3 separate regions of the Homo sapiens genome follow, and regions 1 and 3 are each linked to region 2. A link is a contact called in ENCODE Hi-C data. All regions are on one chromosome and are shown on one strand. The core of a region is the stretch at or near the end of the contact, and the rest is flanking DNA. Distances in the headings are between cores, read along the strand shown. Region 1 overlaps DST (dystonin). Region 2 holds the start of BEND6 (BEN domain containing 6). Region 3 overlaps DST (dystonin).

What was found. Hi-C counts contacts between places; a loop is a spot of excess contacts on that map. Pooled maps may share reads with other maps.
Region 1: a pooled map shows a loop between it and region 2 (6-fold over the local background). The contact joins the enhancer-like site here to the promoter of BEND6 in region 2. A Hi-C loop is called at or near these places in 2 of 37 single-sample maps with no recorded cell type and 9 of 50 pooled maps.
Region 3: a loop to region 2 is called in a pooled map, with 2.2 times the contacts of the local background. The contact joins the enhancer-like site here to the promoter of BEND6 in region 2. A Hi-C loop is called at or near these places in 1 of 50 pooled maps.

What each region holds. Positions count from the first base shown.
Region 1 is chr6:56,591,082-56,594,566 of GRCh38, reverse strand. It overlaps DST (dystonin), which reads left to right. Exons shown (of 104, transcript NM_001374736.1): 48 at 374-904; 49 at 2,209-2,385. Among named protein-coding and RNA genes, the nearest start is that of DST-AS1, 250 kb to the left of the region's middle. RefSeq lists an enhancer at 417-676. Within about 2 kb of position 1,491, at least 2 of the 41 ENCODE cell types and tissues checked have a DNase peak (open chromatin) inside an H3K27ac peak, as active enhancers do.
Region 2 is chr6:56,953,143-56,956,540 of GRCh38, reverse strand. BEND6 (BEN domain containing 6) reads right to left here and starts at 1,434. Exons shown (of 7, transcript NM_152731.3): 1 at 1,081-1,434. It overlaps DST (dystonin), which reads left to right and starts at 1,711. Exons shown (of 104, transcript NM_001374736.1): 1 at 1,711-2,134; 2 at 2,722-2,756. The coding sequence starts at 1,954. RefSeq lists a silencer at 1,246-1,935 and an enhancer at 2,097-2,728.
Region 3 is chr6:56,689,117-56,692,750 of GRCh38, reverse strand. The region is part of intron 9 of DST (dystonin); the gene reads left to right. Among named protein-coding and RNA genes, the nearest start is that of DST-AS1, 150 kb to the left of the region's middle. Within about 2 kb of position 2,032, at least 7 of the 41 ENCODE cell types and tissues checked have a DNase peak (open chromatin) inside an H3K27ac peak, as active enhancers do.

The DNA.
Region 1 (3,485 bases), core at 242-2,741, 360 kb after region 2:
GGTAAAGACATTCTTTTTTGGGTAGTTGTGAGAAAGCAGGGAATAAAATGAGATCAGATTATAGACACTTATTTTAAAATTGGAATAGAAATTGGTTTTTCTAAACTTCTGAAAAATGGTGTCTGTCCTATCTGATTAAGTACATAGAGAAGATTGGAAATTTTCTTTAAAATAAGATTAGCATGCTCAAAATGCCTTGTTATTCTGAAATCCACCAATAAAAGGGAGTACGGTATAGCTTGAAAAGGGGAATGAGAAGCAAGTTGTAGCCCTGTAGATCATTGAAACCTGTCAGTCTTGAGGCGGCAAGGAGCTCCCTGCAGGTGTTACCCCGTTACTGCTTGAAGATTATGATCAATTTGTTTTCACATAGGCCCAACACGAGAAGATCATCTCTCAGCACCAAGCAGTGATCATAGCCACTCAGTCTGCACAAGTGTTGCTTGAGAAACAGGGTCAGTATCTCTCTCCTGAAGAAAAAGAGAAACTGCAAAAGAACATGAAGGAACTGAAAGTGCATTATGAAACTGCACTGGCTGAGTCAGAGAAGAAAATGAAGTTAACTCACTCTCTGCAGGAAGAATTAGAAAAGTTTGATGCTGACTATACCGAGTTTGAGCACTGGCTACAGCAGTCAGAACAAGAACTTGAAAACCTGGAGGCAGGTGCAGATGACATCAATGGTTTAATGACCAAATTGAAGAGGCAGAAGAGTTTCTCAGAAGACGTTATTTCTCACAAAGGTGACTTGAGATACATCACAATTTCTGGAAACAGAGTGTTGGAAGCTGCCAAATCTTGCAGCAAGAGAGACGGTGGCAAGGTTGATACTTCTGCAACCCACAGAGAAGTGCAGCGCAAGTTGGATCATGCTACTGATCGGTTCAGGTCTCTCTACTCTAAGGTAATGTTATTTTGATTTTTTAAGGGAAAAGTCAATCTGCAATTATAGTTTTCAATTATAGTTTTGGAACAAGAGGCAAGAAACCTAAAATCCAAAACAGGAGGAAAAGGTAGCTTTAGCCTACTTCTATTTTTTTTTTTTTTTTTGAGAAGGAGTCTCACTCTGTCGCCCAGGCTGGAGTGCAGTGGCGTGATCTCGGCTCACTGCAACCTCTGCCTCCCAGGTTCAAGCAATTCTCCTGCCTCAGCCTCCCGACTAGCTGGGACTACAGGCATGTACCCCCACGCCCGTCTAATTTTTTTTCTGTTTTTAGTAGAGATGGGGTTTCACTGTATTAGCCAGGATGGTCTCGATCTCCTGACCTCGTGATCCGCTCACCTCGGCTTCCCAAAGTGCTGGGATTGCAGGCATGAGCCACAGTGCCCAGCCTTCTCTCTATCTTATTCACCTGCTTTACTTCTGAACAATGTATTTAAATATGAGAAACTTAAAGTTACTTTAGTTTTTGAGAGCATGATTTCCAGAAGTCCCAGCTCTCAAATGCTCTAATATCCAGTGTGACCACAAGATGGCGGTTGTGCATTGACTCTAAGCAAAAACAGATGCTTGCAGCCTCTCAAGCTTGGGAACTGGTTTCATCTCAGATTATCCTCTTCACAAACACTGCAGGTGTTTGTCTTGTATATTTGATCAGTATGTTATTTTAATACTTAATGAATAAAAGACTGTTTTGCTTGTTTTACTTCTGTGGTCAAGTAAAAGGTTTTTTTTGAAAAAAAAAAATCTAAGAAAATATTTACTGGTTTGTAATATAATCTGAACAGACTTGCCAAGTTGCATAAATGATTTAAAGACCATCACTGGCTCTTGGACTTTGCTCCATTCTAATATAGACTCTTTGTCTTCCTTTTGTTAATTAACTTGTGCAACATATAGAAATTTATTAAGCACCTTTAAAACCCTTCCATCAAATCGATATCTATACACATGGTGTATCAAAATCTCCTTCCTCTGATGATTGATGTCTTTATCTTTTATTCTATGTTAAGACTCAGCTCTTGTAAATATGTTTTTGAATTGGTATAAATCCAGAACTATCTCTTTATTTTATGGTTACTTTTTGGCTTCTTATAGGGTACCTCTTCATATAAAGGAGGAAATCTTAGCCCAACAGAGTTTTTATTAACTTTGGTGGAAGTCTGGTTTTTTTTCCAAGTTACATATTTTATAGGTCCTAAGATTATTTGATGCATATGAAAATAGTGGGTTTTAATCTCCTACCCCTTTTCTCTTTTGATTGTTAGTGCAATGTTCTTGGAAATAATCTTAAAGATCTGGTGGATAAATATCAACACTATGAAGATGCTTCATGTGGACTTCTTGCTGGACTCCAGGCCTGTGAGGCCACAGCGAGCAAACACTTATCTGAACCTATTGCGGTGGACCCCAAAAATCTTCAAAGGCAATTAGAAGAGACCAAGGTAAAAAGCGAGAGAAAGATCCACATTTCCAGTAGTCTTACTGAAAGGCTTCCAATTTCTCACACTTTTGTGATAGTTTCAGCTAAGAGAGGGGAACAAATGATGTGAAAAGTATACTTCTGCCTCCAGAGGTAGTTTTGACTCTATTTCTCCACAGTACATTCTTTTTTTTTCCGAATTTTTTTTTTTTTTTTTTTTTTGAGATGGAGTCTCACTCCATCGTGTAGGCTGGAGTGCAGTAGTGTGATCTCAGCTCACGGCAACTGCCGCCTCCTGGGTTCAAGTGATTCTCCTGCCTCAGCCTCCCAAGTAGCTGGGACTACAGGCGCCCGCCACCAGCTGGGACTACAGGCGCTAATTTTTGTATTTTTAGTAGAGACGGGGTTTCGCCATGTTGGCTGGGCTGGTCTTGAACTCCTGACCTCAGGTAATCCACCTGCCTCAGCCTCCCAAAGTGCTGGGATTACAGGTGTGAACCACCGCGCCCAGCCTTCCTGATGTTTTCTTAACAGGTTTGACATTGCTGTTATGGCTTGTGACGTGCCCCTCCATCCCCAAACAAAACTCAGTATTTTCCTGGCCACTTATTTATCTTTATACTTACTTATCTTGTTCACTGTTTTTTCCTCCATTAGAATTAAGCTCCACAAGAACACGTGTCTTTGTCTGCTTTATTCATTGCTGTATTCACAGCACCTAGAATATTACCTGGCCCAAAGTTGGTACTCAATAAATATTTGTTAAGGAATGGACAGTTGGAAGGGAAGAAGGGATGCTACCATCATATTCAGCGGTTCTAAGGACCAGGATTAGGGTTCTTACTGAATATCTTCATGATTCATAGAGATACAAACTTGAATAATTACTCAATACAGTTCTCAAAAAGTCCACCTGCTCTTTCAGAAATACAGGCTTGGTGTCAAAACTGCATAACAGTGCGATTCTCAGTCATACAGTGGTGGAGAGTTCTTAAATCTATTTTTATAATGTAAAACTTATTTTAAAATTCTAAAGTAAAGGATGAGAACTAATGTGACCAATAATTTTGAGTTTAAAAGTTTCATTCCATCAATCTATTATATGATTCCATTTCACAGGTT
Region 2 (3,398 bases), core at 185-2,684:
CCAGCTGTAAACAAAACGTATCTGTTGTTTTCCATGCTTATGAATCTGGCACTAAGAGACTGCATTAACCAATGCCTTTTTAGGTTTAATACTTACACACGGTAATATGTTACTGGCTTTAAGGACATCAATGATTAAGCTTTCATGCAGAGCTGTACGGTTTTGTATAGTTGGAAAACAACACTGATTTTGAGATCACTACAAGCAAATAAAACTTTTATTCCTCCCAATTATTTACCTGCTTTTCAAATTTTTATAAATTTTTATGACACAATTTCTTCAGTCTATTAAATATTCCAAAAAAGAGGCTAATACAGTTGTTATAAGAAACTCCGCAAATGCAGTCAAGTGTTACCTTGTCACTATAATTAAAGTTTTCTTATGCGAGTAAATGAAACAAACAATCCAGCCCCACACAGGGAAAGCCAGCATTGCCTTGGGGGCAGCAGAACGCGGCACAGCACCGCCCGCCAAGGCCGCAAGATGCCGCAGAATGACTGCTGCAGCAGCCGCTTCCTGGCCAGGTGGCCGTGGCCGTCCGCAGAAAGGCACACTGCAGCGCTCTCGCTATACCTTCCGTGCTGGCATTGCATCAGTGTTAAATCCCCTGGCCACCAACTGCCATATACTTTTTGCTGGTTATGAAGAAACGTGGGGAGGGGACAAAGGGGAGACAGAGTGTGCCTGCAAGTGTGAGAGATCACTATTGCCTCACACTCCCTAAAAAATTTCTCCCCCAAATGTTTATAAGCCAAGTACCAACTTACTTCATCTGCCAGGTCCCTAAATCTGAAATCGCCTTGCCCTTCAAATGCACTAAATGAGTCAGGGTTTTAGGGCAAACCCAGGGATACAAGAAGATCGAAAGTGCCCAATTCTTAGCTGCGAGATAAGCACCAAGTTTGGGGTGGAAGAGTTCACCTCTGCCGACCAGAGCGTACTACCCCGGAGCGCTCCTAGTTTAGAGAGGCTTGGAGAGGAGTGGGCCTCCCGTTCCTGGAGTATCCCAATTCCCAGGGAAGGCCCTTCCCGGCGCTCGCGCTTCAGAGTGCGAGGAAACCCCCACAAGCAATAGCTCACCCGGCTGCATTCTTCAAAGCCCCAACCTCGGGGCGGGGCGCAGGGAGGTGGGAGGTGGAGGGTAGCACCGCCGGGAGGCTCCTGTCAGCGCCTCTCGGTTTTCCCCCTGGCTCCTTGGCGCCCCCTGACGACGGGCTCCGCAGCAATTTGGCCGAGGGAGGCTGGATAGGCGGAAGCTCCGGGTGTCCGGGAAGCTAGAGGCACCCGGCCAATGCACCCGCGGACGGCGCGGACTGGCGGGCGGCCCCGCGGGAGGGCGCTGGGCTCTCAGGCCCGGGTGCAGCCCGCGGACGCCGCCGAAACCGCCGCAGCCATGTCCGCGCGCCCGCGCTGCCGCAGCCTGGCCGTGATGTCATCAGCCGAGCCCCCGCCGCGGCGCCCCATTCCCGCCCCCCGCAGGCTGCCGCGGCTGCAGCCTGAGCGCCGCGTCCCCGCCCCGACCCACGTGCGCCCGGCTTCTGGGATGCTGAGGTCGGCGGCGGCCGCAGGACGATGCGCGGGGCCCGGGCGGCCGCGGCGGCGGCGCTGCTCCTCCCCACTCGCCGCGTCCCCGGCGGGGCTGCGCCCGGGGGCTGCGCACGGACGGGGGCGGGGGCGCCTGGGGAGGGAGGGGAGAGGATCCCAGCCGCCGAGTCGCAGCCTCGTCGCTGTCTGCTGAGTCATGGCAAGCGCTCCCCGCAGCCCTGGATCACTCGCGTAGCGCGGCTGGCGCGGGGTGCGCAGCCATTGGGCTGGGCGCGGGGCCGCGAGCGCCAGGCATGACGCGCTGAGCCGCGCTCACCCGTGCCCGCCGTCCCGGCGTGCGCCCAGCGCGGGTGCCTGTGCCGCCGCCCTCCAGCCCCGCCGTCGAGTCGCCCTCGCCTCGCCCGCACCATGATCGCCGCGGCTTTCCTCGTCTTGCTGAGACCCTACAGCATCCAATGTGCCCTCTTCCTCTTGTTGCTTCTGCTGGGCACCATCGCCACCATCGTCTTCTTCTGCTGCTGGCACCGCAAGCTCCAGAAAGGGAGGCATCCGATGAAATCGGTCTTCTCGGGTCGTTCAAGAAGCCGAGGTAAGACACGCCGCGACGGGTTTCTGCGGGCTACCAGGAACAATTAAGCCGATTTGGAGAGTGAAGCGCGGCTCGCTCCCTTCTCCTCGGCTGCCCCTAGCCCCATCATTGCCCACTCCCCAGGCTGAGTGCGTTTCTTTAACGCCCCTTGCCCTTTTTGCCGTCACCTCCGCCCTCCAGTCTCCCAGGTTTGAATAACCACGGCGATGCCGAGGGCAGGGAGGGGAGGAAAGAACTCAAATTTTTAGTCAGTTTGCTAAAGCCTTAAGGGTAATTTGAGCGTAGTCCGGGGCTGCGCCAGCCTCGCCTTCACGCATCCTTCGCTGGAGCGTAGGGGTAAGAAAGTAAGGCATGGAAACTTCGGGGCTCCCCAACTCCCCCAGAACTTTCATGCAAACTTCTCGCGGAGAAATCACGTAGAGACCGATGGCCCCAGGACTCCTCCTCCCTCCCCCAGGATGTCCCACCGAATTCCAGGAGTCTGCGATGTGCTTTCCCAACCCTGGTCTCCCAGGTAAGTCATGAGTCACTCGGTAGGTGAAGAACAAGGAGTTAAATGAAGTCTCATTTATCTCTTTTCTCCCCAGATGCTGTTTTGAGATCGCACCACTTTCGTTCTGAGGTAATTTATTTAGCGCGCACGCTCAAGGTCAGAAGAAGTTCTCTTTCCTGAGTACCAATATTAATTATATGCGTGTTAAGAAACCAGTAGGACACTGAATGACGAACATGCTGTCCCCTAGCCGAAAGTGGCATGTTTCCTTTTAAGTGATTTCATATTAGTGCCCAGCGAACGGTTTTAGCAAATTTCTTGTGTAGTGGAGCTGTTGTACAAGAGGGGAAAAGGCAAACCCTAAAAGTGCTGCAGACCTTAAAAAACTTAGCCACAGGGTGGATGTCACTTGAGTTTACAGTTTATATTTTGCTGGTGGAAGTGTTTTCTGGGTGCTGTCAGTTGACTCTGGTTGTTCACTTGGATAAACGAAGAGGTTAGTGCAGAACAATTTGATCCATATGCATTTCATTTTCGATTTTCAAGTTTACATTTCTGTTTTCTCCTAAAGCTCTCCATGTTTTATTGGGGACCATCTGATGATTTTTGCAAAGCGATGATGGTAGTGTGTGCTTAAATGCTTGTGCTAGTCTCCACTCTCAAAACGTGGACCATCCCTCTAGGGCAAGTAACTCCTAATCACTGCACCCAGGAACCAGCTCCACTGAAGAAACACAAGCGCTCCTTGACCTAGGATTTCTTTAGGAGTTT
Region 3 (3,634 bases), core at 783-3,282, 260 kb after region 2:
GAAGTAAAAGTTAGTGAACTGGATGAAAGGATTTCAGAAAAAGACAGCACTCCATATTGCGCAAAGAGGAAGAAACATTTAGATGATGTCAACACAAGCGAAATAACATTCCAGGAAAAAACTGATGTTTTTTCTTTCCGAAAGGCAGCCAGCTTAAGCTCTATTCCCTCGGGTATAGAAAGATCACTCGAAAAAAGTGGGTTTCCTGAAGACCCACCAAAAAGTTATAGCAGTATTCAAGAAAAGCAAAACACTGAGAGATTTTGCCCTCATGCAACACAGCATTTTCAGTTTAAAAAAAAGAGATGCCATTCCCTTTATACTAGTATGTCCTCTGTTTCTAAGGACACAGATGGAAATGAGGTAAGTGAAATGTGGAGTCTGAGTTCAAGTAAATAAGTGTTCCAGGTGCTCACATCAGACTGACATCTAATTTGTCTTTTATAAAGTTATTTTCATATTAGTGTATGTAAAAGCCATAGAGTTTCTGTTGCGTTTTGTTAGTAGCCTCAGGTTTGATTGTTATGATTTTATTTTTGTGCTGTGCACATTCTTTGACCACACTTTAATCTAAAAATCCTGTACATTTTCATTATTGGTGGAAGACTTTAAAAAGCACTACAGTAAGAGAGTGCATATCTTTTGAATTTTTCTGGTTCATGATTCTTGACTTTGCCTGTGGAATAGCCTGTGGAAGCTTAGTTGGACTGTAGGTAAAAGTTCAATTAGAAATAGTCATGAGAAGACAATAGCTTTGTAACAAATAATAGGATACTGTAAAATTATCAGTCAATACCGACTTGCTGATTCATGAGTTTGAAAAGCCAGATTCTGGTTCTCTGTTGATTTTCATGTGCAGAAACATTCACATAATTGCTGTCAATTCTGTGCATATGTTTTGAGGGCTAGGGTACATCTTTTCCTTTATGTTATTCCCCAGCCCCAGTCTAAAATCAGAAATTGTTAGGGTAGCATGCCATAGGAATTTGAAAATGACACAGACTACTAGGAAGTTGAGATCTTTATTCCTAACACTGATATTTAGCTTTAGACAAGTTACTTATCTGGGGTTTTTACTTGTCTTTAAAATATAATTAGATAGGTATTTATTTAATTGCTCAAAAAATGTATTATCCACATAACCTCTACATGTTACTACTCAGGAGTTGATGGCTTTTTCTTTAAGCTATTCCTAACTTTATCTTTTAATAAAAAATCTGAACATAAAGAATATTTGTGATGTTAAACATTCTTGGCAAGGTCATTGTATCAATGAGCAGAGATCATTTGCATAATGATAGAATGAGGTTTTATGAGGGTTAGTGTGCGCCATCATCACTGACCTTGGTTTCTGAGTTCTCCTGAAGGTGTCCTGTTTATATACACCGCTACACCTTGCCAATATTATGCCATCAGTTCTGTTTATATTTTACAGTGGTTATATTTTAAAAAGAAAGCATTCAGTCTGTGTCATTATCTATGTAGCTCTGTCATAAAGCCTAGTGCAAAAGAAAACTACTTGACTACTATATGTTTATGAATATAAGCACTTGGTTTAATTTCACATATGTTTTCCAGCATAATTTGGCTTCAAGTAAGCTGTACATTTTTGCATTAATGGAAATTTTTATAATCTGTTTCCTTAGTGGTACATTAGCCTTTCCTTCAATGGAAAATATATGTGGAAATAAGTCATAAACTGACCAGTCAGATTTGCGAAATAACTGTAATGCAATGTATATAAAGCCTGACGTCTTCTAGGTTAAAGCTGAATGGGTAGTCATTATATTATCTGAAGGGTTTGACATCTCATGTCCCTGTAGTTCAGATAAAGACTATTTATTTATTCTGTGGCACACAAAGAGTCCAAATCAAGAGTTTAGCTATTCCTCTTAGGACATTCTTCCTGTTACCTTGGAGGTGTTTGACTCTGTTTCTTAATTATCTTTGGTTGGAAACTTCCACAGAACTCTTTATCTTGCATTGGATTCTACATTTTTCATTGGAGAATTAGTTGCAAATGAGAGCTTCCAGCCGCTTCATTGGCATTTCATCCCGGAAATGACTGATTAACCAACATTCCTTTTGTTTGTTCTTTTTCATAGCTTCCCTATGTGATCAGTTTTTGCTCTGAGTTGCATGTAGGGTTGGACTTAACTTTTGAGTTAACTTCTAAGTAGAATAGTGTACAATTTTTTGAGCTTATCTTAACCTGACTTGATCTCCCCTAGTCCTGTGACATTCATCATTCTCAGCCTACTTCCCTTTTGAGTCGTTGCAATGACATGCTGACCTAGAGTGGTCTTCCTGGTTCAGGGGGCTCTGTGGAGGCCATTCATCCAGCCCTTCCTGCTGCATATAAATGTTATCAACATGTTATATTTTTATTAGGATAAGTAGGTAAAAAAGGAGTATATTAGATTTGTATACTGCTTTGGAATTGGAATAATGGTTTCAGACACATCGCGTCATTTGATCATCCAAACAACTCTATGAAATAGGCAAAATAGACTATGCCTCATATACAGAATGAAAAAATGGAAACTCAGGTTAAATAAATCCTTAAGGCAACATGGTAAATAAGATTACCTGAGTTAAATTATGGCACGACATCCCACTTGTTTTACTTGTCAATGAAATTTAAGGGAGATTGCTAAAAAGTTAGAGCAGGAATTGATGTTAATAGTGTCATCTGTGAAGGATATGTTATAAACAGGTGGCAGAAGGTAGATCCTTTTGGGAGACAAGGAGTAATGAACTTAGTGTTTGTACCTTTTTCAAGGATCTTCTGTTTGTCGAAGACTCACCTTGTACCTTGTGACAAGGTTTCCTACCTTTGTCCTTGAGCTCTTTCCAGAAAACATTCTTTTTTCTTTAGTTTCACAAATCCCACCTCTTCCCAGTTTTGTTAAGTTGATATTGGCAAAGATAGTTGTTTTCATCATCTGTAGACTGTGGGTTCTCTAACCTGGCCATATACATGTAAGAGTCATCTGAAGATATTTCAAAACAGATAGATGCCTGGATGTCACCTACAGTTATTCTAATGTAATAGATAAGGGTGGGTGCTCTGTAGGTGATTCTAAGGGTCAGGACGTTGGATAGGGAGCTTTTTACTATTCTTATTCTGCAGCAGTACTTCTCAAAGCCTGGCCCCAGGGTCCCTGCAGGAGAATCCTCTAGATTGCTTATTGAAAAACACCTTGCTTGAGATTTAATTTAATCAGAATATCTTCTGTCATGAGACAGTATTGTATATGTTTTAGGCACCTGCTCGTGTGTTTTTAAAAACACACCAGATTTAGAGAATCAGCATCACCTTAGCTTAGTATTTGCCATTTCATTTTCTTCTTAATGTAGGTTTTCTGATAAGCAATGTGGACTACGGGCCTGGCAGGCAGAAGATCGAAGTTCTTCTAGTCAGGCTTTGCCACCAGACAGCTGCATGACTTAGGCAGTCTTCTTTATTTCTCTAGGTCTCAGTTTCATTTTCTATAAAAGGAGGATACTGTACTAGATCATGATTCTACTGCTAATAATAATGCTATTTGTTGAGTCCTGCTATATTCCAAGCACTCCCCAACTACATTTATCTTCAGAGCAAGTCTCTGAAGTGTTCTGTTATGAGCTCCAT